Regions from separate parts of the Homo sapiens genome. Here region 1 is linked to region 2. The links are chromatin loops, found by intact Hi-C in ENCODE. Cell type or tissue: Calu3. All regions are shown on one strand. Each heading gives the region's core, and the rest is flanking DNA. Links, peaks and the distances in the headings are about the cores only.

Region 1 (16,776 bases), core at 4,288-12,287, 80 kb after region 2:
GGCCGGTTGTGGTGGCTCATCCTTGTAATCCCAGCACTTTGGGAGGCTGAGGTGAGTGGATCACTTGAAGTCAGGAGTTCAAGACCAGCCTGGCCAATGTGGTGAAACACCATCTCTACCAAAAATATAAAAATTAGCTGAGCATGGTAGTGCATGCCTGTAATCCCAGCTACTAGGGAGGCTGAGGCAGGAGAACTGCTTAAGCCCAGAGGGGCAGAAGTTGCAATGAGCCAGAATCACACCACTGCACTCCAGCCTGGGCAACAGAGCAAGTCTCCAGCTCAAAAAAGAAAAGAAAATGAATGTTACTATTTAATGACTAGAATAGATTCATAATTCAGAGATAAAATATTATATATATACACATTAAAGCATAATAAAATGTAGTGATTAGCCATTATTTGTAAGTGAATTTGAGTATCCATAAACTTTACCTTGAGTATCTACTCTTTATTGATTACATCCTCAGCAACAAGAAACAAAACAAGAGCAACCCACTGCAACCATAGACTGGCTGCCAGAAGGTAAGAGTATGTGAGGATCTAGTGCAAACAAGGTAGGAACTGTTAAGAGTCCATGAATATTTCAGAAGAATAATGAAAAAGTGTGCCAGATGGGTTCACTTGCAGCTGGCTAACAACATTTCTGACCAAAGCCTAATGCTTCCTTACATAATTTATCATGCACTTTTCAGTTCCCTTCCACTACCACCCCTCTCTTTTCATTCTATTATTATTATTATTATTATTATTATTATTATTATTATTATTTTGAGACAGGGTCTGGCTCTGTCACCCAGTCTGGAGAGCAGTGGCGAGATCTCTGCTCACTGCAACCTCCAACTCCCAGGCTCAAGTGATCCTCCCACCTCAGCCTCCAGAGTAGCTGGGACTACAGGTAGGCACCACCTCCCTTTGCTAATTTTTGTATTTTTTTTAGAGACAGGGTTTTGCCATGTTGCCCAGGCTGGTCTCACACTCCTAGCCTCAAGTGATCCTCCCACCTCTGCCTCCCTAAGTGCTAGATTACAGGTGTGAGCCACCACAACCAGCCCATGCCATACTGCAATTCTAAAGATAGCAGATTGTATTATTTCCTTCAGCGGAGATGGCATCAAAATCCTGCACACTACTATTGCTTTAGTATGCTCTACTTAAAACCACTGCTGAAGATTATAGATCCTAACAGATTTAATCAATGTGGCAGTCAGCCTCAAGATGACCCTCAATGATTCTTGGTTCCTGGTATTCACAACCTTGCCAATTCGACTACTGCATCTATTAAGGGATTAGCTGGGCACAGTGGCTCATGCCTGTAATCCCAGCACTTTCAGAGGCCAAGGCAGGTGGCTCACTTGAGACCAGCCTGGGCAACATGGCAAAACTCTGTCTCCACAAAAAAATAAAAAAACCAGCTAGGTGTGCCGGCACACACCTGTAGTCCCAACTACTTGGGAGACTAGGATAGAAAGATCGCTTGAGCCCAGGAGGCAGAGGTTGCAGTGAGCTGAGATCATCTCACAAAAAAACGAAAGAAAAGAAAGGAGTAAATCTATTGAGTCCTTTTACACTCACGTTGAGTCCTGTTAAGCAATTTATACATCTTGCTTATGTGGATGCCTCTGGTCGCTTACACGTAGATAGTCTACTCCTAAAACAGATGCACAACCAACAAAATCTGTAATTTTCATGCATAAAAGGCCCAAAGTTAGTCTTGTTTTCATTTAGAATGTGATTTAGGTTAACATATAATAGGTTTATTAATGTTCCTTTTAAGTATATAAATGCCCTGCTCTCTATCAGATTTAAAAGGTGGGCTCTTTTACACATGAGAATGATTAAGTTTCTCTGAGACTGTTCTCTATAGTTAAAGGGGCCTGGATTTGGACCCAGAAGAATCTCTGTTGTGGTTCTAATTCTGCCACTAGCAATGCAAACTTAGGTAATTCATTTAACGTCTCTAAACATGATTGCCAGCTGCAAACTAGGGACCATATTTGACTGGCTATAAAAACTAAAAAATAGTGGCCTGGCACAGAGGTTCACACCTGTAATCCCAGCACTTTGGGAGGCTAGGGCAGGTGGATTGCTTGAACCCAGGAGTTTGAGACCAGCCTGGGCAACATGGTAAAGCCCCATCTCTAGAAAAAAAAATATAAAAATTAGCTGGGCATGGTGGCATGCACCTGTAGTCCCAACTACTTGGGAGACTAGGGTGGAAGGATCGCTTGAACCCAGAAGGTGGAGATGGCAGTGAGCTGAGATCACACCACTACAGTGAAGCCTGGGTGACAGAAGTGAAACTCTTGTCTCAAAAAAAATTAAAAAATATAATTTGAAGCCAGTCATGGTGGTGCACACCTGTAGTTCCAGCAACTCAAGAGACTGAGGCAGGAGGATTGCTTGAGCCCAGGAGTTCGAGGCTATAGTGTGCTGTAATCACATCTGTGAATAGCTACTGCATTCCGGCCAGGGAAACATAGTGAGAACCTCTCTCTTAAAAACTGTGTGTGTGTGTGTGTGTGTGTGTGTGTGTGTAATTCAAGCAATACTTTTATTATTGTTATTAAATTAAGAGATTAAAAGGCAACATGGTAAAACAGATATATATATATTAAAATTAGGTGCATATTCTACGATAAAACATGTCATAGGCTGGGCCCAGTAGCTCATGCCTATAATCCCAGCACTTTGGGAGGCAGAGGTGGGAGGATCACTTGAGGCCAGGAGTTCAAGACGAGCAAGGGCCACATAGCAGGACCAGGTATCTACAATAATTTTTTAAAAATTTTTTAAAGAAAAAATATCTAAAGGAGAGTTCCAGGAATACCTTAAATTTCATCATCAAACTGCCCAAGGTTTAAACCAATTAATTATGATGATGAAAATGTGGCTAATATTTATTGTGCAATTACATCCTGCCAGGCTACATAGTAAGTACTATACAAGCATTATCAACCAATAGCAGGCAGTTCAACATCAGATTCTTCTATACAGCTAATTGGTAAACATTTTTCTATGGTAGTACCAGATGACTGGAACATTAGCTGGGTTCGGTGGAGTGTGCCTGTTCTACCAGCTACTTGGGAAGCTAAGGCAGGAGAACTGCTTGAGCCTGGGAGGCGGAGGTTAGAACCCAGTGCAAGCACTTGCAGACATTCAAACTGGTAAGCTATACAAATTCCACAATGTTAAAGAACACACAGTTTACTATCGCATGTATATTCCTATTGCAACACCTTATTTCAAAATAAAAATAATTTTCTTTTAGAGAGCCTATCCCTATTTGTTATTTAGGTTGACAAACCCAACATACAATAAAGTTGCCAAATTCATTAGCTGGGTGTGGTGGCACGTGGGTGTAGTCCCAGCTATTTGGAAAGCTGAGGTGGGAGGATCACCTGAGCCCAGGAGATGGAGGCTGCAGTGAGCTGTGATAGCATCACTGCACTCCAGCCTGTGTGCCAGAGCAAGACCTTGTCTCAAAAAAAAAAAAAGAAGTTGCCAAATTCAATTTACTTGTGTGTCCTATCTTTCCTATCCATCCCCCATCTTCTTTACTCCCACCACTACTATTCTAATTCAGAATGTTGCCTTCTAATTTGTCTTACAGAACAGCCTCCTCAGAGGTTGCAGTGAGCCAAGATCGTGCCACTGCACTCCAGCCTGGGCAACAGAGCAAGACTCTGTCTAAAAAAAAAAAAAAAAAAAAAGCATCCTAATTGGTTTCCCCACTTCAAATCTCGTCCCAGTTTAATTCCATGCTATATCCTCCATCCAGAGTGATATTCCTAAGGCTACAGTTTTGAGCAAGCCACTCCTTTGTTCAAAACCTTTTAGGGTGGTGCATACCTGCAGTCCCAGCTACTTGGGAGGCTGAGGTGGGAGAACTGCTTGAGCCCAGGAGATTAAGGCTGCAGTGAGCTATGATCTCACCACTGCACTCCAGCCTAGGCAAACAGAGCAAGATTCCACCTCTTTAAAAAACAACAACAACAAAACACCTTTCAGTGGCTCTTTTCTATTTTTAGGGGGTTGTTTTGTTTTGTAGAGACAGGGTCTTGCTTTGTTGACCAGGCTAGTCATGAACTCCTGGGCTCAAGCCAAGCCATCCTCCCACCTCGGCCTTCCAAAGTACGGGATTACAGATGTGAGCCACCACAACTGGCCTCTTTTCTGTCCTTCAGAGGGCCATCTTTATAGTCTAGCATTCAACAAGTAGAGAATACAGGTTGAGCATCCCTAATCCAGAAATATGAAATGCTCCAAAATCTGAAATTTTTTGACTGCTAATGACACCACAAGTGGAAAATTCCATACCTGAACTAATGTGATGGGTACACAAAATCATTTAAAATACTGTATAAAATTACCTTCAGGCTACATGAATAAGGTACATATGAAATATAAGTGAATTTCATGTTTAGACTTAGGTCCCACCCTTAAGAAATCTCATTATGTATATGCAAATATTCCAAAATCTGAAAAAACACAAAATCCTAAATACTTTTGGTCTCAAATATTTTGGATAAGGGATACTCAACCTGTATTGGGAATGTTTCCCAGCAGCCACTTCCCTCCCTCTTCTACTGTGAACTAGCTATATAGTTTTCATCCCAAATTAGTCTCAGTAATCAGTTTAATCCCATTTTACTTGCCACACTGATTTGTTAAAGGACAGGCCACAGCAAACACCCATATTTTTGTTTCCTGACAGGAGTGAAGGCTAGAGGAGGAAAGTTAAATCTCTTCTAAGGAAGGTGTGATGTGCGAATACAAACTCTTAACTTCTGCTGCCACTTAATAACTCTGAGGGAAGCCACCAGAAGAGAAGTCAACAGTGCATAAAGGTTGCGCCTAAACAGCTGCAGTGAAATGAAGCTGGAGCCACGTTCAAATTACACCCTGAACACATGCCCCCAAAAACTCCTTTTAAATTTTGTGAACCAGCCAAATTCCTTTATCTCCTCTTTGACCTATAAACCACAGCATTCTAACTGATAGAGAACTCCAAAGGCTGATTCAACCTCTTTTCCCAAGTCATCTCCCACCACTTCATAAAATGTTGAAGTGGGCTAATCTATATTCCTCTTTGTTTTTGAGACAAGGGTCTGGTATGTTGCTCAGACTGGTCTTGAACTCCTGGGCTCAAGCAATCCTCCCACCTTAGCCTCCCAGGTAGCTAGGGTTACAGGTACATACATGCCACCACACCCAGCAACATACCTTTTTTTTTTTTTTTTTTTTTTTGAGACGAGGGTCTTACTGTGTCACCCAGGCTGGAGTACAGTGGTGAAATCTAGGCTCAATGAAATCTCCACCTTCCAGGCTCCGGTGGTCCTCCCACCTCAGCCTACCGAGTAGCTGGGACCACAGGCGCATACTGCCAACACCCAGCTAATTTTCTGTATTTTTGGTAGAGATGGAGTTTCACCATGCTGCGCAGGCTGGTCTCGAACTCCTGAGCTCAAGCAATTCACCTGCCTCCCAAAGTTCTGGGATTACAGGTATGAGCCACCACGCCTGGCCTACATACCTCTTTTATGTGTGTAACATATATATCTGGCTCTGGAAACAAAAAGTAGGAGCAGTGAGCTGGGCATAAATAGACCTTCTTTTCCACAATTTGCCCCCTTACATTATTTTGTGACTGTGTTATATTCTCCTCCCAAAAATTTTAAAGAGCCAATGCCAGCTGGGAGCGATGGCTCATGCCTATAATCCCAGTGCTTTGGGAGCCAGAGGCAGGCAGATCACTTGAGGCCAGGAGTTCAAGACCAGCCTGGCCAATGTGGTGAACCCTGTCTCTATTAAAAACACACAAAAAAATTAGCCGAGTATGGTGGTACATGCCTGTGATTCCAGCTACTCAAGAAGCTGAGGCAGTAGGATAGCTTGAGCCCAGGAGGCAGAGGTTGCAGTGAGCCATGATTGTGTCACTGCATTCCAGCCTGGGCAACAGAGTGAGACTCTGTCTCAAAAAATAACAGTTAAGAGCCACTGCCAGTCACAGTACACAGTACTTAGGAACAACTAAAATTCATCTCAATTCAACTCATTCTAAAAAATTACCAAAAAATGGCCTGGTGCGGTGGCTCATGCCTGTAATCCCAACACTTTGGGAGGCTGAGGCAGGCAGATCAAAAGGTCAGGAGATCGAGACCATCCTGGCTAACACGATGAAACCCCATCTCTACTAAAAATACAAAAAATTAGCTGGGCATGGTGGCGGGTGCCTGTAATCCCAGCTACTCAGGAGGCTGAGGCAGGAGAATCACTGGAACCCGGGAGGTGGAGGTTGCAGTGAGCCAAGATCGCCAACACTGCACTCCAGCCTGGGTGACACAGCAATACTCCATCTCAAAAACAAACAAACAAAAAAACCAAGAGAAAAAAATTATAAGCAATATATCTCCAGATAAGAACTAATCAAAATTCTCTCTCTTTTTTTTTTTTTTTAAGAGACGGAGTCTCACTCTGTTGCCCAGGCTGGAGTGCAGTGGCACGACTTTGGCTCACTACAAGCTCCGCCTCCTGGGTTCACCCACCATTCTCCTGCCTCAGCCTCCCGAGTGGCTGAGACTACAGGCGCCCGCCACCACACCCGGCTAATTTTTGTATTTTTAGTAGAGACAGGGTTTTACCATGTTAGCCAGGATGGTCTCGATCTCCTGACCTCGTGATCCACCCGCCTCGGCCTCCCAAAGTGCTGGGATTACAGGCGTGAGCCACTGCACCCAGCCAAAATTCTCTTTAAAAAAAAAAAAAAAGTTTTCTTTTTTTAGGAGTTTGGTTTCATTTACTCAAAAAGATTTTAGTAATTTTTTTTGGCACTGTCATTATTAACAAAAATCATATTCATTTTCAGTAAATTGATAGGTTTAAAGAAAATGAGAAATGCACATCTGTCCTTGCAGAAGTTTTCCCAATTACTGTGTAACTGTCCCTTCTTAGGTTATACCTTCTTAGGTTATCTCAAGGTCTTTGGTTGGTTGATTGGTCTAAACATTTGAAACTCACAGGTAGGTTTTGGCAGGAAACTCATTTACAGAAAGGGTGAGAAATGTTACCTCCCTTACAGCAACACAAACTGGGAATTTTAAAAGCAACAAAAGCCAAAACATAATAAGACAATCAAAAGATTGTCCCTGTTATCATTCTGCTGCATGAAAAGGGAAACTGCAAGCATTCTCCGCATTCTCGGCTGCAAGTGCCAGCACTGATCATGAAATGTTTACATAGCCCTTACTATGGGAGACAGGAAAGGAGCTGTGAAGGACAAGTGTCAGATCTGCTGCTGCTGCTTCAAGACTCAGCCTCCCTGAAACATCACTCTTTCTTAGCAACCTGCAGGGAGACAACCAGATTTTTCCATCAGAGGTTTCTTATACCGTCTAAACATATTTTCATTCTACGTGACAACACACAAATCGGACCAGTAAGATAGAGATCAAGAGTTTATCTTGTCACTGAGTTGCCTCTTCTGCTAACTAGCTTCTTCCTGTCTTCCCATCTTATTTGTCACTAGTGTTTTCCCCTTTCCATAGAAAAAAAAATTTTAATAGATTATTTTAGCATTAAGCAACTGAGTGAGATTCAAAGCTACTCTTTCTTTTCTCATTTCACTTTAATTACTAATTGTAGAAAGGATTTGGGTTTAAAAAAAAAAAGTTGCAAGAACTACGGATTTAATTTCTATCTCTCAAAAGTAAACACCTGAATTAGAAAACTCCATTTTATCCATTCACTCTTTCTTTTTTAGAAAAATAATTTAAAAGCCACAATTTTTTTTTTTGTTTTTTTGAGACGGAGTTTCACTCATTGCCCAGGCTGGAGTGCCATGGCACGTTCTCGGCTCACTGCAACCTCCACCTCTCGGGCTCAAGCGATTCTCCTGCCTCAACCTCCTGAGTAGCTGGGGAGCCACCACGCCCGGCTAATTTTTGTGTATTTTTAGTAGAGACAGGGTTTCACCATGTTGGCCAGGCTGGTCTCAAACTCCTGACCTCAGGTGATCTGCCCGCTTTGACCTCTTAAAGTGCTGGGATTACAGGCGAGAGCCACCGTACCCAGCCAAAAGCTACAATTTTTTAAAAGCACATATTGCCAGGCCAGGTGCAGTGGCTCATGCCTGTAATCTCAGCACTTTGGGAGGCCAGCGCAGGTGGATCATGTGAGGTCGGGAGCTCAAGACCAGCCTGACCAACATGGAAAAACCCCATCCCAACTAAAAATACAAAATTAGCCAGGTGTGGTGGCGCATGCCTGTAATCCCAGCTACTTGGGAGGCTGAAGCAGGAGAATCCCTTGAGCCCAGGAGGTGGAGGTTGTGGTGAGCCGAGATCACAACACTGCACTCCAGCCTGGGCAACAAGAGCGAAACTCTGTCTCAAAAAAAAAAAGAAAAAAAGGCACATAAAGCACATATTGCCTTTTGTTATTTCAAAACAATCATTTTATTTACCCTCACTCATTGTTAAGTAGCAAGAATGCCCCCACGCAAACCAAAGTCCTACAGCTTCATTGTTACAAATCTTTCTGATGGTGCGTAAAACAGACATTCCTCAGAAAGTCCTATTAAAAAATGTCTGAAACAAAGCAAATACTTAATTTTCTGGATAATCTTGAAGATAGGATGTAAAACAATAACAAAATAAATATCAAATCCCCAAGCCCTTATTTTTGTCACTAATTTTACTCTTTCTCAAAAAAAAAAAAAAAAAAAAACTCACGAGTTATTAACACATAGCCAATGAAATCAGTCTCCTTTTCTCTGTCCTTGTTTCTCTTCCTACTCTATTTTAGGCATCTGAAAAAGTATCTAAAAGGTGTTATCTAAAAAGTGCTTATTATAAGAAGGTTAAAGCACTGATTCTCTCTGAAAAAAATCTCCTGCTCTTGTATGACACCCTCTAATTCTGGATTTTAACTTCTCATACCTAGAGACAACAAATAGGGAATAAACAGTTGAATCTCTCTTGGATTTCCTTATCCTAGAAAGCTCTAATTGTTAGCCTCTCCCGAAATATACCATTTTAGAAAACATAATTAAATAGATTTGGGGGACAGGAAAGCATTAAGGAAGAAAAAGACTTTTTAAAGAAAAAATATTTACGAAACTCATGCCAATTAAATCTGAATGTTCTCTTTAATTCTAAGAGCATCTTTTAAAGGACCTTAAAGCTTTATATGTTGCTGTGTAAGGAAACCTGAGCAGACTGGAGAAAAGCTCAAAGGCCTATCTATAATCTCATCACAAAGTGACAGGGTCAAAAGGCAGAGGTCAGGGAACAGGGTACAAAATAGTTCCCACACTTGAAAGAAAACTGTATCTCATTAGTTCAGAGATATTAAAAAATATTCAATTGTGTTACTAAAATGACAATTTATACTTTAAATCCCAAGGCAAATTTGAATATTATGAAATAATATACTTTTAAGAGCAAAAAATGTAAGAAGTTACCTCTTCTACATTTGAAAAAAACACCAATCTCTCGCTCACACATATACCAGTGCTTCAACTGTCCCTCAAAGACTGATGTTCAGATAAAAGCTGTCACCTGACCTATTCAATAGAGTTCAATAAGGCACTGAAATAAATACTGAATGTGCATACATGTCAACAGACATTTCATATCTGGGCCTCTGCCCCATAATGATTCAACAAGGTATGTCTACTTCATGGCCTTATGTTCACATTCAGAAAAAGCTAAATTTTTACTCTTGCTTAGAGATTTCATTCCAGGGAAAAGTGAATGTAATTTCGTTCAATATTCATTAAGTAGGCTCAACACTTGTGCAAGAGACTCTTATAATGACTCCATGATTCTTCAATGGACAATTAAATCTACAGAAGCTCTGGGGTCTAGGGCATTTGCTGGCTATCCCTCTACCACTTCTACTCTAACCACAAATTTTGTGTTCTAAGTGGCAGAGAGGGTGATAGAGGTATCAAAGAGATAAAGAGAATTCTGGCCAGGCACCGTGGTGCACGCCATTAGTCCCAGCTATCCCAGGAGGCTGAGGCAGGAAGATCCCTTGAGCCCAGGAGGTTGAGGCTGTAGTGAGCTATGATGGCCTGTTAATAGCCACTGTGCTCCATTCTGGGCAACAAAGGGAGACTCTTTATCTCTTAAAAAAAAAAAAAAAGGCACAGTGGCTCATGCCTGAAATCCCAACAGTGGGAGGCCAAGGTGGAAGAACCATTTGAGGCAAGGACCATTTGAGACTAGCCTGGACAACACGGTGAGATCTTGTCTCTACAAAAATAAAAAAAAAAATTAGCCAGGTGTGGTGGCATGTGCCTGTGGTCCCAGCTACTCGGAAGGCTGAGGCAAGAGAACCACTTGAGCCCGGGAGATCGAGGCTGCAGTGAGCTGTGATCGCGCCACTGCACTCCAGCATGGGTGAGAGAATGAGACCCTGTCTCTAAAAAATAATAATAATAATAATAATAATAATAATTTAAAAGGGAGGTGGCCAGGCGCGGTGGCTCCCTGTAATCCCAGCACTTTGGGAGGCCAAGGCGGGTGGAGCTCTTGAAGTCTGGAGTTCGAGACCAACCTGGGCAACACAGCAAAACCCTGTCTCTACTAAAAATACAAAAGTTAGCTGGGCATGCTGGTGCATGCCTGTAGTCCCAGCTACTCGAGAGGCTGAGGCAGAAGAATCGCTTGAACCTGGGAGGCGGAGGTTGCAGTGAGCTGAGATTGCGTCACCGCACTCCAGCCTGGGTGACAGAGCGAGACTCTGCCTCAAAATAAAAAATAAAATAATAAAAGGGAGGTGGAGGGGGAATTTTGGAATCACCAGTATGGTTCTTAAGTTTTTGTTTTCTACCAACTTCTATCCTCTCCATACACTCAATACTTTAATTATTTCCCCATTGGCCCCATCCACCAGAAACAAGATGATTTACAAGTGGTTCACTGTAAACGGGTCCTGTCAGTCCTTCACTATGAAGAATATACAAGATTTTACATTCTAGTACACACAGCTTTCACATATTTAATTAAAATCAGATTGTAGCTAGAGCTGCCAGTGAAAAAATGAAGCACTGCCAGACAGGAGTGAGAATGACCAAACAAAATAACCTATTTTCACATAGTCACCTCAAGGGTACCAATGCCTGTGTTTTAACTGTGAAATCACAGTCATTGTTCTGGTGAACAATGGCACAAAACAAGTTAAGTCCAGTGTGAAAGTTCATTTTCCTCGAGCTGAGCAAGAATATTTTGAAATCCTGACAAAAGTTTATTTATTAAGAAAATACATACACTTGAGACAGGAGATAGGAAATAGTTTTAAACAATCTGTTATCTTGTTACCCCAGCCATTTATATTTCCTTAAAAGTTAGAGTTGAAGTTGAGGATAACTTAACCTAAAAATAGAAAACACTGTGGTTCTAAAAGTAAATCACCTACAAGCTTTAAACCTATAACCAGCCATAAATTCCTACTGCTCAATGTATTCTTATTAAAGTTAGTATGTCATTCTCATAGAATTCCAATTGATAATGTTGGTGCTGATTCTTGTAACAAAGGAGGACTACATCAGGGAATTACGTAAGAGTAGATTGTGACTACCCACTTCCCCCTTCAAAAGCAAGTCACATCTCTGCCCAAAGGAAACAATTCCTTTTTGCTGTTTTAGTCCTGATCTACAGCAATAAAAAATTGATATAAATTTAATATCTAGAAAGAATATCCTTAGACTAGCAGATTGTCCCTGTTTTCTCAAAGGACCACAAGAGAAGGAAGAGGAAGAAAACTGAACAGATACTGGAAATAAAAGGTACTAAACCCGAAAAGATGTGAGATATAAGAAATTGCCCAGTTTCAGGCTGGATGTGGTGGCTCACACCTGTAATTCCAGCACTTTGGGAGGCCCAGGCAGGATAGCTTGAGTCCAGGAGTTCGAGACAGCCTGGGCAACACAGTGTGACCCCATGTCTACAAAAAAATTTAAAAATTAACCAGGCACATAGCAGGGCACGGTGGTACATGCCTGTAATATCAGCTACTTGGGAGGCTGAGGCATGAGAATTACTTGAACACGGGAGGCGGAGGTTGCAGTGAGCCAAGATCACGCCACTGCACTCCAGCCTGGGAGACAGAGCAAGACTGTCTCAAAAAACAGAAAGAAAGAAAGAAAAAAGTTAACCAGGCATGGTGGCACATGCCTGTAGTCCCAGCTACTCAAGAGGCTGAAGTGGAAGGACTGCTTGAGCCAGGGAGGTTGAGGTTACAGTGAGCTATGACTGTGCCACTGCACTCCAGCCCGTGTGACAGAGCAAGGCTCTGTCTCCAAAAAAAAAAAAAAAAAGAAGAATGAGGCCGCGCGCACAGGGGCTCACACCTGTAATCCCAGCATTTTAAGAGGCCAAGGTGAGTGGATCATTTGAGGTCAGGAGTTCCAGACCAGTCTGGCCAACATGGTGAAACTCTGTCTCTACTAAAAAATACAAAAATTAGCCAAGCGTAGTGGCAGACGCCTGTAATCCCAGCTAATCGGGAGGCTGAGGCATCAGAATCGCTTGAACCCGGGAGACAGAGTGTGTTGCAGTGAGCCGTGATCATGCCACTGCACTCCAGCCTGGGAGACAGAGCAACACACCATCTCAAAAAAAAGTAATAATAATGAAAGATAAGAAAGAGACAGAGAAAAGAGAGAAAGAAAAGAAAAAAGAAAAAAAGAAATTTCCCAGTTTCTGCTAGAAATGAAGGTAAATGGAAGATTCAGACAGACATTTCCAAGAGTTTTTTCAGGTCAGGCGTGGTGGCTCACACCTATAATCCCAGCACTTTTGTAGGATGAGGAGGGAGGATTACTTGAAGTCAGGAGTTCGAGACCAGCTTGAGCAATAAAGCAAGAACCCATCTCTACAAAAAAAAAATGTTTTTTTTAATTAGCTGGTCATGGTGGCGCACAGCCGTGGTCTCAGCTTCTCAGGAGGTTGAGGCAGGAGGATCACTTGAGCCCAGGAGTTTGGGAGATCAAGCCTGCAGTGAGCTATGATCACACCACTGCACTCCAGCCTGGGCAGCAGAGTGAGACCTTATTTCTAAAAAAAAAAAGAGCGAGCTTTTTCACTATGAGGTTTTACATAATGATACAAGAACTTTTTTGTCAAAAGAATATTTCTTCTTCTACAGGTTTTTCTCAAAAAGGGACAACCAAAAGAGCAATAAGAGGTGGCATCATGAGGACCAAGGTGAAAATAAGGGTGATCTTTGAAGAAGGGATTAGAGAAAAAAAGTACAAAAGCCTGGTCTATGAGCAATCTTGTGTCAAGCTGTACTGAGGAATTAAGATGATCAGAAATTTACTTAATTTACATTATCACTTCTACATTGATGTTTTCTCAAACTATAGGATAATTTCCTGTTTAAATAAATGACAGAGTATGTTGTACTAGAAAAGAGGAAGAGAAGGGAGGGGCAAGAAAATATAGTCTACAAAGCAGAAACCTGGATTCTCCAGGCATGGACAGGAAAAAATTAAGCAAAATTAAGTGGATTTTCATCAGAAGGTCTCTGGGAATCTATAAAAATAGATTTAAACTTAAAAATATTTAAACTTAAAAATATCTTTAGGCCGGGCACGGTGGCTCACGCCTGTAATCCCAGCACTTTGGGAGGCCGAGGCAGGCAGATCACGAGGTCAGGAGATCGAGACCTTCCTGGCTAACATGGTGAAACCCCGTCTCTACTAAAAAATACAAAAAATTAGCCAGGCGTGGTGGCGGGCGCCTGTAGTCCCAGCTACTCAGGAGGCTGAGACAGGAGAACGGCGTGAACCTGGGAGGCAGAGCTTGCAGTGAGCTGAGATTGCGCCACTGTACTCCAGCCTGGGCGACAGAACGAGACTCTGTCTCAAAAAAAAAAAAAAAAAAAAAAAAAATCTTTAAACTGGGTTTCACAGTTTAAAATCTAGAGGTCCACAAACTATATTTAAGGATTCAGCACTTCAGTCTTCACAGCAGAACTGAATGAAAAAATTCTACAGGGTCCAGTGCAGTGGCTCACGCCTGTAAACCTAAGCACTTTAGGAGGCCGAGGCAGACTGATAGCTTGAGCTCTGGAGTTCGAGACCAGCTTCGGCAACATAGTGAAACCCCATCTCTACAAAAAATACAAAAATTAGCCAGGCGTGGTAGCACACACACCTATAGTCCCAGCTATTTGGGGGACTGAGGCAGGAGTACTGCGTAAGCCCAGAAAGTGGAGACTGAAGTGAGCCAAGATCATGCCACTGCACTCCAGCCTGGGGGACAAAGTGGGACGCTGTCTCAAAAAAAAAAAAAAAAAAAAAAAAACTACAACCCTAACATTATTAACTCCATCACATTTTTGTTTGTTCGTCTTTAGCTCAGATCACCTTTTGGATCATTTTTTATTGTAATTTATAAATACTCTTTCCAAAACACTGTCACATTGTATAATTGAGAAAAGTATCTAGAAACAATCCAGATCAGCAAAAGTGTTGAGACACACACTCCCATGGGTGTCCTCAGATAATGCACAAAATAGTTTTCTAGAGGAAAGTAAAGCAAACAGACTGACTACTTCTGCAGTGATATTCCTAAAAGGCTTTATTAATATGTGGAAACTATTCATAGCTCATCAGTAACGGTAGCTTACCAGTAGCATAAAATAGATTTCCCATTATGTATGGGGCTATGCACAATTACTGGTTTGATGCATATAATGCCACCTTTCTCTCCCACCCAGTAAAAGCATACAGGAATGGAACTGAATAAAAATAATATCATTAGAGGGAAGACCTTGAATCCATTCCACTTATTTTAAAATATATATCATAACCTCAGTATGTCTACTACTGTTAATAATTACTTGTGACCTAGCTCATGAACAGTAGGCCCATTAATGTGTCACCACCCAGCAGTTGAGGACAGCTGGTCTGAAGGACTCAGAGGGGCAGCAGGGCGTAGGAAAAAAGGCTAGTTTGCAGCCAGACAGCCTGGGATGGAATCCAAGCTATGGCCTTTCCTGTCTTTGGGCAACTCACTGAATGTCATCCTTCTCATCTATCAAATGAGAAAAGTCATATTTTCAAGTTATTGTGAGAATTAGCGTTTATAAATCACCAACCACAGTTCATGCCTCATAAATGTTAGCTATTTTCATAGCATCATAGAATAAGGGTGACTTCCTGGGATTACTTCTGACTTAATAATGCTAGCACATATCTTTGAAAGTCATTTAAATAAAGCATTATTTCAAAATTAGCTTTCTGCATGAGTGATATACACAAGTTTCTAACAGAAAAATAAAAGGTAACCCAAGAAACCCATGTTAGTAAAAATAGTTACAAGAGTTAATTTCAAATAAAGTTAGTAAAGTCATAGATTCTTGGAAAAGGTGCAGAACATCTGAGAAAGCTAATCTTGCGGCCTCTTCTATCCTCAGGATGTGCTGTCTCAGCAGCAGATAAAATACTAATACTTTCATTCCTAGAATTCTGAGTTCTTACCTCCTCACACTCAACCAGTCATCGCTGCATTTTGTTTGAAAAGTAATGGAGGCCAGGCGCAGTGGCTCATGCCTGTAATCCCAGCACTTTGGGTAGCCGAGGGGGGTGATCACCTGAAGCCAGGAGTTTGAAGCCAGCCTGGCCAACAAGCTGAAACCCCTTCTCTACTAAAAATACAAAAATGAGCCAGGCTTGGTGGCGAGTGCCTGTAGTCCCAGCTACTTGGGAGGCTGAGGCAGGAGAATCACTTGAACCCAGGAGGCAGATACTGCAATGAGGCGAGATTGCGCCACTGCACTCTAGCCTGGGTTTATTTATTTATTTATTTATTTTTTTGAGACACAGCGAGATTCTGAGAAAGAAAAGGAGAAAGAGAGAAAGAGTGAGAGAAAGAGGGAAGGGGAGGGGAGGGGAGGGAAGGGAGAGAGGGAGGAAGGGAGGAAGGAAGGAAGGAGGGAGGGAGGGAGGGAGGAGAGAAGAGAGAAGAGAGAAGAGTAATGGGGAAAGACAGTCCCATATCAAAAATTTTTGGAATCTCTGGCCAAGAGGACCTTACATGGTGCCATCTTAAAAAGTCAAGCCTTAGGTAGAACAGTGCATTGTAAAGCACAATAGGAGAGTATAAACAGAAAAAAATATATATAAAAAAATATATATATAGGATTAAACTTTATTGAAACAAAGAGAACTGTACTGACTGACTGTGCCCAAAGCTGATGTAGGTGCCATGAAGAACAAATCTGTAAATGCAGTTTCCTAAGATATTCCTTTAAAACCACAACTGAAGCTACAAGTGCTCTTTAGTACAACCACTTTCTGAAATTTCATAAATACTGCCCATCATTTACATGCTCATCACTTGGCACTAGTTTATAAATAAATAAGACATGTTTGCTTAAAAAAAAATCAAAGCCTTGTTGGTACCTGCATGCTTGCTTGCATATACCTGGTAAAAATGGTTAATTTTATTTACCGTATCTTATTTGAAGAGGAAAGGAATAGGCTAATACATTTTATAGTTGAAAGAAATTTTATTAGCCCTTCACAAAGCTGTTAGATACCTTTTTTTAGAAATCATTTATCCATTATCTTGCTTTTTCATCAATCTCAAGCTTCTCATTTTTAAGAAAACTCTAGCTTCCATTTTACTGTTTTTATTTATTTTATTTTATTTTTAATTTTTGAGACAGGGTCTCACTCTGTTAACCAGGCTGGAGTGCAGCAGCGCAATCTCAGCTCACTGCAACCTTGACATCCTGGGTTCAAGCGATTCTCGTGCCT
Region 2 (16,776 bases), core at 4,344-12,343:
GATTACAGGCTTGAGCCACTGAGCCTGGACCATCATTTTAATGGGCATTTCTCGCTTTATGTTTTTTTGCTAATGACTTATTACTTGCTGTTTATTTTAGATTTTAGACTGAAAATGTTAGACAAAAAAGCAAATTAGAGCAGTTTTCTTTTCTTTTCTTTTTTTTTTTTTTTTTGAGATAGAGTCTCACTCTGTCACTCAGGCTGGAGTGCGGTGGCGCAATCTTGGCTCACTGCAACCTCCGCCTCCCAGGTTCAAGCCTCAGCCTCCCGAGTAGCTGGGACTACAGGCCTGCACCACCATGCCCAGCTAATTTTGTGTTTTTAGTAGAGACGGGGTTTCACCATTTTTGGCCAGGCTGGTCTCAAACTCCTGACCTCAAGTGATCTGCCCGCCTTGGCCTCCCAAAGTGCTGGGATTACAGGTGTAAGCTACCCGACCCGGCCTCGAGCAATTTTCTTATTCAAGTTCAAAATGGGTCGTAAAGCAGTGGAGACAACCACAACATCGACAATGCATTTGGCCCAGGGACTGCTAACTAACGCACAGTGCAGTGGTGGTTCAAGAAGTTTTGAAAAGGAGATGGCAGCCTTGGAGATGAGAAGCATAGTGGCTGGCCATCAGAAGTTGACAATGATCAATTGAGAGTAATCACTGAAGCTGACCCTCTTCAGCAACATGAAAAGTTGCTGAAGAACTCAACGTCGACCATTCTATGGCCGTTTGACATGTGAAGCAAATTGGAAAGGTGGAAAAACTCGGTAAGTGGGTGCCTCATGAGCTGAGTGGAAATTTTAAAAAATCGTCATCTTGGAGCCAGGTGCGGTGGCTCATGCCTGTTATCCTAGCACTTTGGAAGGCTGAAGCAGGCGGATTGCCTGAGCTCAGTTTGAAACCAGCCTGGGCAACATGGTGAAATCCTGTCTCTACTAAAATACAAAAAATTAGCAGGGCGTGGTGGCATGCACCTGTAGACCCAGCTACTCAGGAGGCTGGGGCAGGAGAATTGCTTGAACCTGGGAGGCGGAGGTTGCAGTGAGCCGAGATTGTGCCACTGAACTCCAGCCTAGGCAACAGAGTGAGACTCCATCTCAAACAAAACAAAACAAAACAAAACAAAATAAAATAAAAGCATCATTTTCAAGTGTCGTCTTCTCTTATTCTACACAGCAACAACGAACCATTTCTCAATCAAATTGTCATGTGCAACAAAAAGTGGATTTCATTAGACAACCGGCGATGACCAGCTTAGTGGCTGAACCAAGAAGAAGCTCTAAAGTACTTCCCAAAGCCAAACTTGCACCAAAAAAAGGTCACGGTCACTGTTTGGTGGCCTGCTGCTGGTTTGATCCACTACAGCTTCCTGAATCCTGGCGAAATCATTACATCCAAGAAGTATGCTCAGCAAATCGATGAGATGCATCAAAAACTGCAAAGCCTGCAGCGGGCACTGGTCAACAGAAAGGGCCCAATTCTTTTCCACAACAATGCCTGACCGCACATCACACAACAAATACTTCAAAAGTTTAACGAATTGGGCTATGCAGTCATGCCTCATCCACCATGTTCACCTGACCTCTTGCCAACTGACCACTTCTTCAAGCATCTCGACAATTTTTTGCAGGGAAAACGCTTCCACAACCAGCAGGATGCAGAAAATGCTTTCCAAGAGTTCATCAAATCCCAAAGCACGGATATTTTACGTTACAGGAATAAACAAACTTATTTCTCATTGGCAAAAATGTGTTGATTGTAATGGTTCTTATTTTGATTAATAAGGATGTGCTTGAGCCTAGTTATGATTTAAAATTCTGTCCAAAACCACAATTACTTTTGTACCAACCTTTAAACACGTAAGTATGGTTTTGTTCCAACACAATTTTATTTATAAAAACAGTCAGCTGGACAGATTTGGCCTGGGGGCCATGTATGCCCACCCCTGGCCTAGTCAAGTAAAATGCAACAGCAGTGACAAGTGACAGAGTGACTTTTGAGCAGAGGCTAAAAAAGGCAATACAGCTTCCATCTCCTCTCTCTCTCTCTCTCTCTCTCTCTGGTAACCTGGTAACACACTCTGGGAGCCCTGAGGCAACATATAAAAAGTTTAGCTAGCCTGAAGCTGCCTGACTGGTGAGACCAAATGAAAGACCACACAGAGACAGAAGGAGCCCTAGCTATATGCCTGGTCCAGGAGACAGGCCTGTGAGTGGGTGAGCTTTCAGATGATTTCAGTCCTCAGACTTCAAACCTTCCAAACTAACACCAAGTAGAATACAGGCGCAGCCAACCAAAAGCTACCTACATTGCAGATATGTAGGCTAAGTAATGATTTTGTTGCTTTAAATCAAGGGTCAGCAAACAACAGCCCTGCTATGGGTTTAAATATATGTGTGCCTCCAAAATTCATATGCTGGAACATCACTTCAGGGTGACGGTATTAAAAGGTGGGGACTTTTGGGAAGTGATTAAGTCATGCAGGCTCTGCCCTCATGAAAGGATTCGTCCTTCTTATAAAAGGTTGAAGGGAGCAGCACCCTAGTGCTTTCTGCCATGTGAGGATACAACATTTGTCCTCTCTGGAGTACACAATAACAAAGTACCATCTTAGAAGCAGAGACTAGGCCATCATTAGACCCTAAACCTACAGACACCTTGATCTTGTACTTTCAACCTCTAGAACTGTGAGAAATAAATTCTTATTCCTTGTAAGTTACTCAGTCTGAAGTATTTTATTTTAGCAGGAGGAATGGAGTAAGAAAAACCCTTAGGTCAAATACAATCTGCCACCTGATCTGTAAATAGTTTCACTGGGATTCAGTCACAACCATCCACTTATGCACTGTCTATGGATGCCTTCACACTACAACAGCAGAGCTGGGTGACTGTGGCAGAAACTGTATGCCCACAATACCTCAACTACTTATTATTTGGTTCTTCATGAAAAAAATTGCCAAGCCCTATTTTAAGCCATTAACTGGTAGGCGGATGGATTGTCATGCAGCGATAGATAATCAAAATACTTCCTTACTTCCCTTAAGTCTCTACATAAATACTACCTTAGAGAGGTCTTCCTTTACCTTTCCATAAAAAATAGTGTTCTCTTCATCTTTTGCATGCCATAAAATGTTACTCCTCTAAAAAGTATTTATTGTGGAGAAGCAATTAAAGTCTTGCACCACTGTAAACATATGTACATTATATAAACATACACATTACTAGTATTGTATAATTCTGTTTGATCTCTACATTGCCAGCTACTCAAGGGCTAGTACTTCATTTCAATAACTTTAAACATTCAAGGGAACTGCAATGGAATAATATACCATTTGGGGCCATAACAGGTGGTGACTGATAACATGGGTAAAAAGAAAAAACTGTGAAGCTCAGCATTAGTGCACCAGTGAAAATGTCTTCATATTTCATATCATTGAATATGAGATGTGGAAAGGACTAAGGCAGATTTACTCAATTCTTTTACATATTAAATTACTATGTATATTTGGATAGAATGAGATATAGACTTAGGTAAAACCTATGAATACCTGGATTTGGTAGGGGGTAAAAGCCACTTATTCCTAGTCTTAGGAATAACTGTATAAGGAAAGGCTATGGCAGAATCTTTTAATAATTCTACGTTCACATTAAGGCTGATTTCATCATAACAAGTTAATGAGTTGCTCTGCTGATAGCATGAATAAAAACTCATTTGGCTGGGTGTAGTGGCTCACACCCATAATCCCAGTACTTCGGGAGGCTGAGACGGGTGGATTGCCTGAGCTCAGGAGTTCAAGACCACCAGCCTGGGCAACATGACGAAACCCTGCCTCTACTAAAAATACAAAAAATTAGCCGGGCGTGGTGGGACACACCTGTAGCCCCAGCTACCTGGAAGGCTGAGGCACGAGAATCGCATGAATCCGGGAGGCAGAGGTTGCAGTGAGCCAAGACTGCACCACTGCACTCCAGCCTAGAAGACAGAGTGAGACTGTCTCAAAAAAACAAACAAACAAAAACAACAAAAAACCCTAAAAACCCAAAAACTTCATTTGACACATTTATTGTAGTCAATAAAGATTGTAGAAGGGATAATTTGAATTATTCTTGCTCCAGGCTAAACTCAAACTTGTTTAGCACAGTGCATGGCATATAACAATTGGTTGAATGAATAAATGAATGAACAAGAAAACAAACAAAAACAGCTGGGGGTAAAGCACCAGGCTTAGTTCACCTCTTGATCTGGTCTGTAATTCTTTTTTTGTCTTTTTGGAGACGGAATCTCACTCTGTCGCCCAGTCTGGTATGCAGTGGTGTGATGTCAGCTTACTGCAACCTCCACCTCCTGAGTTCAAGCAATTCTCCTGCCTCAGCCTCCCAAGTAGCTGGGATTACAAGTGTGTGCGATTATAGGCGTGCATACCCGGCTATTTTTTTTTTTTTTTTGTACTTTTAGTAGAGACGAGGTTTCACCATGTTGGCCAGGCTGGTCTTGAACTTCTGGTCTCAAGTGATCCACTCGCCTCAGCTTCCCAAAGTGCTGGGATTACAGTGTGAGCCACAGTGCCTGGACTTCAGCTTGTAATTCTTTTTCCATCAAGTAGGCAATACAGAAACATAGTGACCACCAAAGTCAACATAAAGATTTAATTTAATTGATAGGCGTTCCTGTCATCCTAAATCACAAAATCATAGCTCAACTGCTGTTGAACAGCTGCCAAATATTCCCTTAAGGGTTTGTAGCTTTCTTGAGCGCACATTCAAACATTTACAGAAAAAGCTTGCCAAAAGTTGTACTCAAAGTGAAGAATGGCTTTCTATGCTACAGACAACAGATGTAAGAATTTTTCCTAAATGCTCTTCCAACAAATCAAAAAAAGTAAGAACTATATATCTAATCGGGAAACATGAACTGCAAAATGCTATTATTTTTCCATTTTTAAAAGATATACAGTACTGTTTTATATCAGGAACTACAAGATACTTTCTCAGAAAACCTGAGTTTCATCAGAATTGTTAAACTGTCAGGAACTACAAGAAATCTCAGAAAACCTGAAATATAAATCAAGATTTGTTTATCACGGTATTAAACATTTCTAATTAACCCTTAACTTTGCTATCTACTAACAATACCCCCTCACCATCCCACAATAAAACAACTAAAAATTAGAGGTGTCACTGATGATCAGACTACTACTAGTAACCAGATTACTTTAGCCAAAGCAGGCTTATAATGACAAGTGTGTAACTTTCCCAGTTTGAGTCAGCAAATGTTCTTATATTTCTCTAGACCGTTTCAGGCAGTTTGGCTAGAATTTTAAAATTCCTTTTTCCACATCTTGTAGTTCTATGACTTCCATGGCCTCTCCCTCATTATGCAAATACAATCATATACTGTATAACCACACTCTGGTCAACAATGGACTGCCTATAGGACAACGGCTGGAGCAATACGTTATACCATATAACTTAGAAGTATAGTAGGCTATATCACCTAGGTCTGTGTATGTGTATATACACTCTATGATGTTTGCACAATAAAATCACCTAACAACACATTTCTCAGAATGTCTCCCTCCCTCCCTCCCCTCTTCTCTCCCTCCTTCCATAAACACTTATTTTGTCCCATGTTTTGCATTAGATCTTGGTAACTCAAAAGACAAAGATAAAAATAATCCTTTCCTTTAGGGAGTTCACAGTCTAGTAGGAAAGACAGACACAGAAACCAGCAGTTACCAAAAAAATGTGATCAGTGTTGCTACGGACTCTGTTCGAGATATCATAAGAAAAGACAGAGTAACTACTCCTGCTTAAGAGATGGTTTTGCAGTGGAGGTCACACCTAGTCAAGGACAGGGAAGAGAAGTATTGTAAGCAAGTATCACTTCATTTATTCAACAATTTGAACATCTACTATGCGCAAAGCTAGGGATATAACAATGAATAAGAGACACTGCTCCTGTTCTCATGGTGCTTACATTAAGCACGAGATACACAGTTGACTACTAGCTAAGTAATTGGTTAACTGCAACTGAGATAGGTGCTACAAAAAGGTATACAAGGTACTAAGAGAACCTAAGGTGACCTGAGTGCTGGGAAGACGGTGGAAGGTGATGGTCAGGAGCAGCTTCTCTATATAAATGTTTACAGTGAAGTCTGAAGGAATAGTAAGAATTCACTAGGTGAAGGAGAGGTGGAAGAGCCTTCCAGAGAGAAGGAACAGCAGAAGCAGAAGCTATAGTATGAGGAATGAAATGGACAGGTTACTGCAGGAGTCCAGGTAAGAGATCTTGATGGTTTGGACCAAGGTGAGTATACGGAACAGAGAGAAGTAGACAGATAACTGATTATATATGGGAGAGGGTGAGTAAGTGAGAACTTTCAGGGTGATGTGTACATTGTTGGACTTGGCAAGTAGGTGGATGGTTGTACCATTCACTGACAAAAGACTGGTGGGACGAATAATGAATTCAGTTTTGGATATGTTGCATTTGAGATGCCAGTGAAATATTCTAGCTGCAATGTTAAGGAAACGGGCGAGAGGATGGGGGTGGCGGGGGCAAAAGGGTCTTCCAGCAATGGTCCTCCAGCAATGAAAGCCCCATTCCTATAATTTTACTGTGAGATATGGCTAGGCATCGTGGATCACACCTGTAATCCTAGCACTCTGAGAGGCCGAGGTGGGCAGATTGCTTGAGTCCAGGAGTTCGAGAGTAGCCTAAGCAACATAGCCAAACCCCGTCTCCTCAAAAAGTACAAAAATTAGCCAGGCGTGGTGGTGCACACCTGTAGTCTCAGCTACTTGGGGGGCTGAGGTGGAGGATCGCTAGAGCATGGGAGGTCAAGGCTGCAGTGAGCCAAGATTGCACCAGTGCACTCCAGTCTGGATGACAGAGTCAGAACCTGTCTCAAGAAAAAAAAAAAATTTTATTGTGAGCTTGAACCTAAACTTGGCTCAAAATGAGGGCTTATCTTCATTCTAATGTCAAACCTATGAATGTAATTTGGGATTATCCATTTCAAATTCAAGTAATTGCTAAGTCTACAAAAAGTATATATAGCCCTTTTTCCTTTTACTCTTACAAGATAAGCATCTGAATAGGTTTCTTCAGCCAACCTTTCACCGTTTACTCTTTGCTCTTCATTCCACTATATCCTTCTTTGTAATCAAAGTTAACAGCAAATTATAAAGTAAGAGCTTTATAATAGTTATTACTCTTTTGTTACCTAAAATATATTTATGATGTTTCATTAGGACAGACATAAAAAATAGAATCCTTATATTTTCATACAGTTTGCTTAAAAGTTATTGACCATGTTTTCTTCCTATGAATTCTTAGGTACAACACAGGCTTAAAGATAAGATCTATCAACTAGAATATTACATAGTCATGGATGCCAATAAGCAGATTACCTCAAAGAGATGTGAAAGTGGGGTGGGGGACCTTCAGCTCTGTTTGCAATGCTTTATTTCATTTAAAATGAAATGCAGACCAGGCACAGTGGCTCACAGAGGTCGAGGCGGGCAGATCACTTGAGGCCAGGAGTTTGAGACCAGCCTGGCCAACATAGGGAGACCCCGTCTCTACCATAAATACAAAAATTAGCCAGGCGTGATGGTGCGCGACTATAATCCCAGCTACTCAAGAGGCTGAAGCATGAGAATCACTTGAACACCGGAGGCAGAGGTTGTAAGTAAGCCAAGATTGCACCACTGAACTGCCAGGGTGACAGAGTGAGACTGTCTCAAATAAATTAATTAATTTAATTAAATGTACTGCACTCCAATCTGGGAGACAGAGTGAGACTGTGGAAACAAGGGAAAGAAAGAAAAGAAAGCAAAGAAAGGGAGGAAGGGAAAGGGAAAGGAAAGGAAATGTAGAGCTCTGAAGCAAACATGTCAATGTTGACATATGTTAGTTCTAGGTGATTAATACATACATTGACTGTTTATTGTATTGTTCTTTCTGTTCTGTGATATTTACTTTTTTTCATAAAAATCTCTGATCAGCAACTGAGGAAAAAAAACTAATTCAGGAATTATTTCACCTGTCACTTGTATTTATTTTCTATTTTATTTGCACTGTACTCATACACATTAAACATTTTATTTAACAAAGTTCACTGCTTTGGGTACTTAATTTATGTATGAAATTAATGACCTTTTATTCAAAGCACTACTGTTGTTAGAGGAATGACTAATATTACAGAAGGTGATGACTCACTGCGGTGGAATTTTGCTAAAGGCAAGACAAAGCTTTATATCTTTAGGTGGGAATAAATTACAGCTTCATACAAACGCACTTACTAGTAAATCAAAGAGGAAATTAAAGGCAGTAAATCTGTGACCCGAATGCAAACTACTTTAATGGGATGCTTTTCAGAGATTTTCCAGGAGTACAAGCAAATCCTTTTAGATTTGCAGCAATAAAAAAAATGCTATGTGGTGCTTAACCATCAAAACACAGCCTTTGCGATTATTCTTCAGGGGGAAACTTTTGCTGCTTACATAAAATAACCTCAGGGGCAAGGAGTAAAGAAAATATCAAAGATCAAGGAAGCTGATAATTACTTTAAAGATTAATGTTTTGCAGATAGAGGCAAAAGCTATCATGGATATCTCACTATTAATTCATTCAAATGATTAAAAGAAAGAAAACACATGAAGGGTGGCATTTTGTTCCAAATGACTGTGGATTCATATAGTAAGAACGTACTTGTACCCAGGCCCCAGTGATCCTCCCACCTCAGCCTCCAGAGTAGCTGGGACCACAGGCATGGTGCCACCACACCCAGCTATTTCTTTTTTAATTTGTAGAGACAGGGCCTCCCTATGTTGCTTAGGCTAGAACCTCACTTTGAATACCATTCTGATTTCTCACAGAATAAGTTATATTTTGAAATATCTTACTAATTTAAGAAGATTAAGTATTGTGATCTATTCATATTCTTATCCAGTTTTCCACTGCTTGATTTAAACACTCTTTTCCTAAATGCCTTTCTATTAATTTGCTGCATAAGCAGCTCATAAGTTATTTTTTTGTCACTGCTGTTCAACTATTTTAGTCAGATGCTTGTCTGGACTCTTCCAAGTCTTATAAAGATAACTAACAGTTGTGTTCTACATAATATCTATAGTAGAGTCTTCACCAAAGATGACGCTAGGCATCTACAATATTAACTTCCAGCAAAATGGCATCTCTGATTATTTTAGTATTGTATAACAGTTTAGGAAAATAACCACATTGTACTCTGTAAGGAATCAAAGTCAAAGTGCCAAGTGCTTTAGGCATTTGTCCTTACAAATAGCACCATGCTATCCCCTCCCTAGAGCGAGCCCAGGCTGGAAAGAGTTTACTGTGATACAAAAATATCACAAAGGGTCCAGTGTGACCCATAACATTTCCAGTGTAGATCAAAACTCAGTTACACAGTTTTTCTTTTGGGAAGGCAGCAAGGCAGTTGAGAAAAAAAGTGAGCTAGAGAGTAAAAATGATCTGGATTTAATTTCTGAGTCTTACTGCCTAACTTTGGGCAAATTACTTAACCTTTGAAAATATAAGAATTCTCACTGGGTACATGTAAACATGTATGTGAAAATAACATACATAAAGTACTCTAGCAGGCATCTAGTGAATATTAATTTCCTTCTGTTAGATTATCAGGTTATAATGGAGTCTTTTAACAATATCTTTAAAATACTAAAAAAGAGGCCGGGTGCAGTGGCTAACGCCTGTAATCCCAGCACTTTGGGAGGCTGAGGCGGGTGGATCACTAGAGGTCAGGAGTACAAGACCAGCCTGGCCAACATAGCAAAACCCCATCTCTACTAAAAATGCAAAAATGAGCCAGGTGTGGTGGGATGTGCTCATAATACCAGCATTCTGGGAGGCTGAAGGAGGGCAGATCACTTGAGGTCAGGAGTTCAACACCAGCCTGGCCAATATGGTGAAACCCTGTCTCTACTAAAAATACAAAAGATTAGCTGGGCATAGTGGTGTGCGCCTGTAATCTCAGCTACTCGGGAGGCTGAGGCAGGAGGATTGCCTGAACCCAGGAGGTGGAGGTTGCAGTGAGCCAAGATTGTGCCACTGCACTCCAGCCTGGGTGACAGAGCGAGACTATCTCAAAAACAAAAACAAAAACCAAACAAAACAACTCAAAAATAGCAATGGCTATCACTGTGTCTCAGTTCACCTTTAATCATTTCTGTATCTTTTTTATTTTTTTCCCATTCTTACGTATATACCCAATTCATTTCTATATCTATCATGCCTGCTACCTCCTTACTTTGGGGCCCCCTGAATTATATAATCATAGAGTTTATGAACATCTCAAATATTATTCAGGCTTCTAAGAAGAGCCCTTCCTAAATAATCTGAAAACTATGACCTACTTTATTTCTAAGACCCTCTCAAGGTTGACTATCTCTCTATCTTCTATCTATCTATCTATCTATCTATCTATCTATCTATCTATCTATCCATCCATCCATCCATCCACCTACCTACCTACCTACCTCTACCTACCTACCTACCTACCTACCTACCTACCTATTTTGAGACAGGGTCTTGCTATGGTGCCCATTCTGGTCTCAAACTCCTGGGCTCAAGCAGTCACACTGCCTCAACCTCCTGAGTAGCTGGGCTTATAGATGCACAACATCATGCAGGGATAAAAGAGACATTTAATCAGCACTGGTAACTCATTATGAGGCAGGAGAACAGGGTCTGGAGGCAGGGAACCTAAGGCCGATTCATGCTGACTTTCTAGAACTAAATCAAAAGGAAAACCCCAACTTTCCATGCCCAAGTAGCAAAAGGACCAGTGGCTACTCCCTTTGTACCTTCCCCCTACCCTTTTTCTGCATGACAGACTAAAAACTGAAAGTACCTCTGATTGTTTCCTTCCCACAACCAATCAGGATGGTCGTGGGCCAAGTCTTCATTTGCATAGGAGTGTAACTTTGTAACTTCACTTCAGCCTCTGATTGGTTGTATGTTTGTGTAGGGTGTAACTTTGCTTCAGCTTCTGATTGATATCCTCCCACAACCAAACAGACTGATCGTGGGCCATTACTTCATTTACATAGAGTGTACACTAAGTAACCAATGGAAAACCTCTAGAGGGTATTTAAACCTCAGAAAATTCTATAATGGGCTCTTGAGCTGCTTGCTCGGGCCTGCTCCCACCCTGTGGATTGTACCTTCATTTTTAATAAATCTCTGCTTTTGTCGCTTCATTCTTTCCTTGCTTTGTTTGTATGTTTTGTCCAATTTTTTGTTCCAGACACCAAGAAGCTGGACTCCATCCACCGGTAACAATAATACAAATTCAGATTTCTACTGTACCTAAATAACGCAATTAAGTTGCTTTTCATCTTTACACTGTCTGTAAAAATGACAAATTATAGGCCTACCATACAATATTCCTTGAAACATGAGAACTGTAATCAGGCTCTTTCCATCAGGCTCCTCTCAGGCCAATAAAGTAATATCACTGTTTATCAAAGCTTCTACATATTAATACAAATGCACAACACAGTTTAATAGTAGGAAACTAAAATGGGCTTTTAGGATCTATTGTATAAACTTATTAACTATGGAAACCCTGGGCAAGTAACTTGCTTCTCTGAGCTTCTGCTTCCAGATCTTTAAAATGAGGAGAGTATCACATTTCTTTTTTTTTCTTTTTTTGAGACAGAGTCTCGCTCTGTTGCCCAGGCTGGAGTGCAGTGGCGTGATCACGGCTCACCACAACCTCCGCCTCCTGGGTTCAAGTGATTCTCCTGCCTCAGCCTCCCGAGTAGCTGGGATTACAGGCATGTGCCACCACACCTGGCCAATTTTTGTATTTTTAGTAGAGACGGGGTTTCACTATGTTGGTCAGGCTGGTCTTAAACTGACCTCAGGTGATCCACCTGCCTCGGCCTCCCAAAGTGCTGGGATTACAGGTGTGAGCCACCACACCCGGCCTCACATTTCTTATAAAATCACTTAAAGAATAAATGAAATGAAATAAGGTAGACATTCAAAATACAGTCACTACCTTCATATTAATAAAGTGAAAACAAGGCTAAAGAGTAAATGAGGGGAAAAAAAACACATACCATGTTCACCGCATCTTGATCAAAAGGGTTCCATTCTATATTCTGAGGATAGTGGGCGAGAACTTTGGATTTGAATGTTCTTCTCAAAGGACTCTGGTCAAAATTTTCGCCTACAACAAATAATACATAGTTAATATCTAGAACTTTTCCAAAAGCATGTCATAGTTTTCTATTTATTTTATAGTCCTACTACTGACTGATAATGTTGAGATCTGATTCAATTTCTGCCTCTAACCATCTGTATTGTAAAATCCCGATGGACAACTAAAAAACTGTTAACAACAGAGCAGCATTTAAAACTTCAGAATCTGAATTTTAAAATCCTGGCTACTCAACTGATACTAAAAATCAAAATATGGTAATATAATCATTGCTGTAACCTAATTATGGTCCACATTTCAGTGTGTGGTAATAATAAACTATATGAAAACATTTACTTCAGAAAAGAAAAGTCTTACATTAAGCTAATCATATGTCTTATGATCCTAAAATTTTATACACACTTAGACCCCCATGCTACAGTGCTCAAAGGAAGCAATTTTGCTTGAGTTTCCACAAAAATCTCTGAGAAATGTGATTGCATATCCAGGTTCTCCAGTAACAAAATTAACAGAATTAGAAACATCATTGCTGAGTCATCCTGTTTAGTAGACAGAACACATTAAACATACTAACCTTTTAAAATAAATGAGCTATCCTAAGTTAAATTCATTATCTGGCAAAATTCTGGAAACATAAAAGTAGGCTACATTTTAATTACTAAGAAAATTCAGGCCAGGCACAGTAGCTCATGCCTGTAATCCCAGAACTTTGGGAGGCTGAGGTAGGAGGATTGCTTGAGCCCAGGAATTTGAAACCAGCCTGGGCAACATGGTGAGACCCCGTTTCTTTTCTTCCTATTTTTTTTTTAATAAATTTTTTAAAAAGTAAAACATTGAAAATTCAATAATAGCTATCAGATTAGTTTTTTTAACCTCCTCAACCAGAGTAATTCCCTTAAGACCTATTATCCCTAAATGTTTTAGTTTCATGAAATATTTTAAGGTAGACGGATCTTAAATTCCCAATGTCAAAAATTTGGGATCAAGGAACTAGAAGATCTTGCAACAATTTTATTGTGTTGTGTGTTTTCCTACTTTTAGAGTTCTAATTAAGTGCAAAATACTAGCTGTTACAGCAAAAGATAAATGTCACTTTACCAGTATTTATACTATTAAAAATATCACAAAGCAATTTGATTTATGAATTGTATTTGACTTCTAGTTAGACTCAGTTTCTATTTTGGGTAAAAATATGAAAAAAAAAAACCACCTTGGAATGCAAAACAGATCGCAGAAGGACGAAAAAGTCACACTCAAAAATCTTGCTGGAGACAACAATATAAAATACATAGGAATTTTTTTGAACAAGGACACATAATTTAAATACATTTGCTTAGGCAACTAAACTACTATTTCTAACTGAAGTCCTTGGCTAATGATCATTATTTTCTTTAGATTCCTCTGACTTATTTAGGCAAACATTTCATCTCTGTATTTTTCTACTCCATACTTCCATCTTCTAAGAGTTGAGAGCATTCATTTCTAGAAGAGAAATTGTCAGACATCCTTAAGGAGAGTTTATCAATTTTTGCACCAAGCTTCTAGAGTATGTAAGCATCAAAAAGTCAGCAGAGGAATGTGAAACTGTCCATGAGAGTCAATGTGGCTGAAGAACAGATTCAGGGCTCAGAACTGATTTCAGGAAGAGTCCATGATGTTTTTAAGCTGATGCTAGATTTTCCTGTGAACACTAAGAAATTGTAAATTATTCACTTCTTCATTTAAAAAAAAGTTACTTGGCCAGAATGTGGTGGCTCATGCCTGTAATCCCAGCACTTTGGGAGGCTGAGGTGGGCAGATCACTTGAGACCAGCAACATAGTGAAACCTCATCTCGAAAGAAAGGAAAGTAAGGGGGAGCGGCATGGGGAGGGTGGAGGGGGAGGGGCATGGGGAGGGGCAGCGGAGGGGGCAGGGAGGGGCAAGGGGAGGGGGCAGGGGGGGCAAGGGGAGGGGGAGGGGCAGTGGAGGGGGCAGGGAGGGGCAAGGGGAGGGGTAGGGGCAGGGGCAGGGGCAAGGGCAGGGGGAGGGGGCGGGGAGGAGAGGGGAGGGGAGGGAAGGGAAAGAAAGAGAGGAAAGAAAGGAAAAGAAAAGAAAGATAGATTGATTTTTTAGGTTACTTTTCATTTCACTTTAGAGAAAAAACAAAATTCCTCCCAGTTATAGTCTAAGCTGCTGATAGTGTACTGACACAGCAACAGCGTAACTTCATGATAGCCATCAAGAAACCCTCTCCTTCACCTACCCTCTAACACCAGAAATACTTGCTTTTATTATCCACAAATGTAAATAAAATATGAAACACTGCAGAAGCAGAAGAAACAAGACATAACCTATCATAAAACTCCTTGCAACACTTACCTTTTAATTCAGTCCTGCCTGTGTATAGTTAAAATAACATTATCTTCATTCATGTATCAAGTTATTAATGGGACAGGAGATATATCAGAAAGGTCATGAAAGTGCCATTCTCAATATAATTGTTCTGTTAACTAAGGAACATTGCACCTTCTTGACACACAAAGAATCAACAAGAAGGAAACCACCTCCAGAAAGAAATAATTTTACAAAAACAAAAAAAGCCACAAAACAGTAACAAATCTAACAAAAGAAAAGCAAAACCACCACCACCACTGCTTATTAGACTGCTTAAAAAAGGGGTAACAGGAAAGATCATTGCTATATATACACAGCTGTCTTGGCAAATATGATTTGGAAGGATATTAGGGGAAGAACTAACTATGTAGAAATTCTGATATCACTGTTAAGAATTCAGAAATGGGCCGGGCACTGTGGCTCATGCCTGTAATCCTAGCACTTTGGGAGGCTGAGGCAGGTGGATCACTTGAGGTCAGGAGTTCGAGACCAGCCTGGCGAACGTGCTGAAATCCTGTCTCTACTAAAAATACAAAACTTAGCCAAGCATGGTGGCATGCACGTGTAATCCCAGCTACTCAGGAGACTGAGGCAGGAGAATCAGTTGAACCCGGGAGGTGGGGGTTGCAGTGAGCCAAGATCACACCACCGCACTCTAGCCTGGGTGACAGAGTAAGGCTCCGTCTCAAAAAAAAAAAAAAAAAAGAGAATTTAGAAATGACTGGATGCAGCTATTCCTACTAGCACTGGCCAAAAGAAGAGAATCTTGGTGATGACTTTTGGGGATGAGAGATGGGGGAACAACCTATACTTCTCATTTTAAACACAAGTTTTACCTCTAACTTAGAATTTACTGCTGGGAAAAAAAAACAGGAAAATAACCAAGTCTAAGAATTTGGATTCCCAGGAAATGAAAAATTACATAAGCATCCTGTACTTAAAATTTACCTTTTAAATATTATCTTGAAACAAACAAGGACTATAAATTTGTACGACTGCTACAACTACATATCAACTTAACTCCAAGTAACACTGCCAAATAACCTCCTACTAAATTGAAGCTGCAATTAATCCTTTCCTCCTAAGAAAGTAGGAAATATCTGCCAAGAGAGCTTAAAGACTACTGAATACATGTTTTCAAGGCTTGAAGCAAATGAAGTCTTTATGAAAATTAAGATGCAGATGAGAGAAGAGAAACATAAAATAACATCTACAAGTCTGACCAAGCAAAACTGAATAAAGAAACATTTATAATGGGCTTGCAGTCAATTAAAATAATGATTTATAATAGCCCATCCTTGTTCTTAATTTTATTTTTACCTGAAGTCGTATTTGCAGCACCTTGGCTCTTGCCATGACGATCTGCTTCTAGCCATTGGTACAAAACTACATAATGTAACAGAAACAAAAAAGCTTTATGAACAAATAAAAACAAACAAAAAGCAAAAATGACTTTGAAGAATGGAAAATGAGAATAATTAACCAAAAGCAATCACACAGGAGACATTAACATTAGAATGTAGCTTAACACCAATGGAATGTAGCTGATAAGGGATTAGTAATGAAAGCAAAGAGAATAGGTAATTTTAACAAAATAAGTGAAATGCTATTAAATATCTCTAACAGGTTTTGTATGGGAAATAGCACACATATTCTCTTCTTAATGCTTACTTAAAGAGGAATATTAGGAGAAAGCTAATGCTTCTATAGTCAGATATCATACAAGTTGAGTATCCCTTATCCAAAATGCTTAGGACCAAGAAGGGTTTTGGATTTCTGACTGTTTCAGATTTTGAAATATTTGCATTATATTTACAGGTTGAGCATCCTTAATTAGAAAATTGGAATACTGGCACTCAAAAAGTTCAAATTTTGGAGCATTTTAGATCTCGGATTTTTGGATTAGGAATGCTCAACCTAAAAAGTATGACAGTAAGACTAAATGACCAACTTTAAAAATTAAAGAGCATCCCTAATTAGAAAATTAGAATACTGGCCTCAAAAAGTTTCAAATTTTGGAGTATTCTGGATCTCAGATTTTTGGATTAGGAATGCTCAACCTAAAAAGTATGACAGTAAGACTAAATGACCAACTTTAAAAAATTACATCCTGGCTGGGCATGTTGGCTCACAACTGTAATCTCAGCACTTCGGGAGGCCGAGGCAGGTGAATTGCTTGAGGTCAGGAGTTCGAGACC

The links. Hi-C counts contacts between places; a loop is a spot of excess contacts. Peaks named below come from ENCODE experiments on the same cell type or tissue, not always from the same donor. Only the 100,000 strongest peaks of a DNase experiment are listed, where the experiment ranks them.
Region 1: a loop joins it to region 2, with 2.5 times the contacts of the local background. A loop is called at or near these places in 11 of 110 quality-filtered maps.

The regions. Positions count from the first base shown.
Region 1 is chr12:31,563,835-31,580,610 of GRCh38, forward strand. The region is part of intron 1 of DENND5B (DENN domain containing 5B); the gene reads right to left. Among named protein-coding and RNA genes, the nearest start is that of DENND5B-AS1, 18 kb to the right of the region's middle. RefSeq lists enhancers at 7,200-7,359, 7,546-8,046 and a silencer at 11,367-11,567. In Calu3, for the core only: no CTCF peak of the experiment used is centred there; no DNase peak of the experiment used is centred there.
Region 2 is chr12:31,483,708-31,500,483 of GRCh38, forward strand. DENND5B (DENN domain containing 5B) reads right to left here. Exons shown (of 21, transcript NM_144973.4): 2 at 12,103-12,212. Among named protein-coding and RNA genes, the nearest start is that of DENND5B-AS1, 98 kb to the right of the region's middle. In Calu3, for the core only: no CTCF peak of the experiment used is centred there; a DNase peak (open chromatin) is centred at 8,224.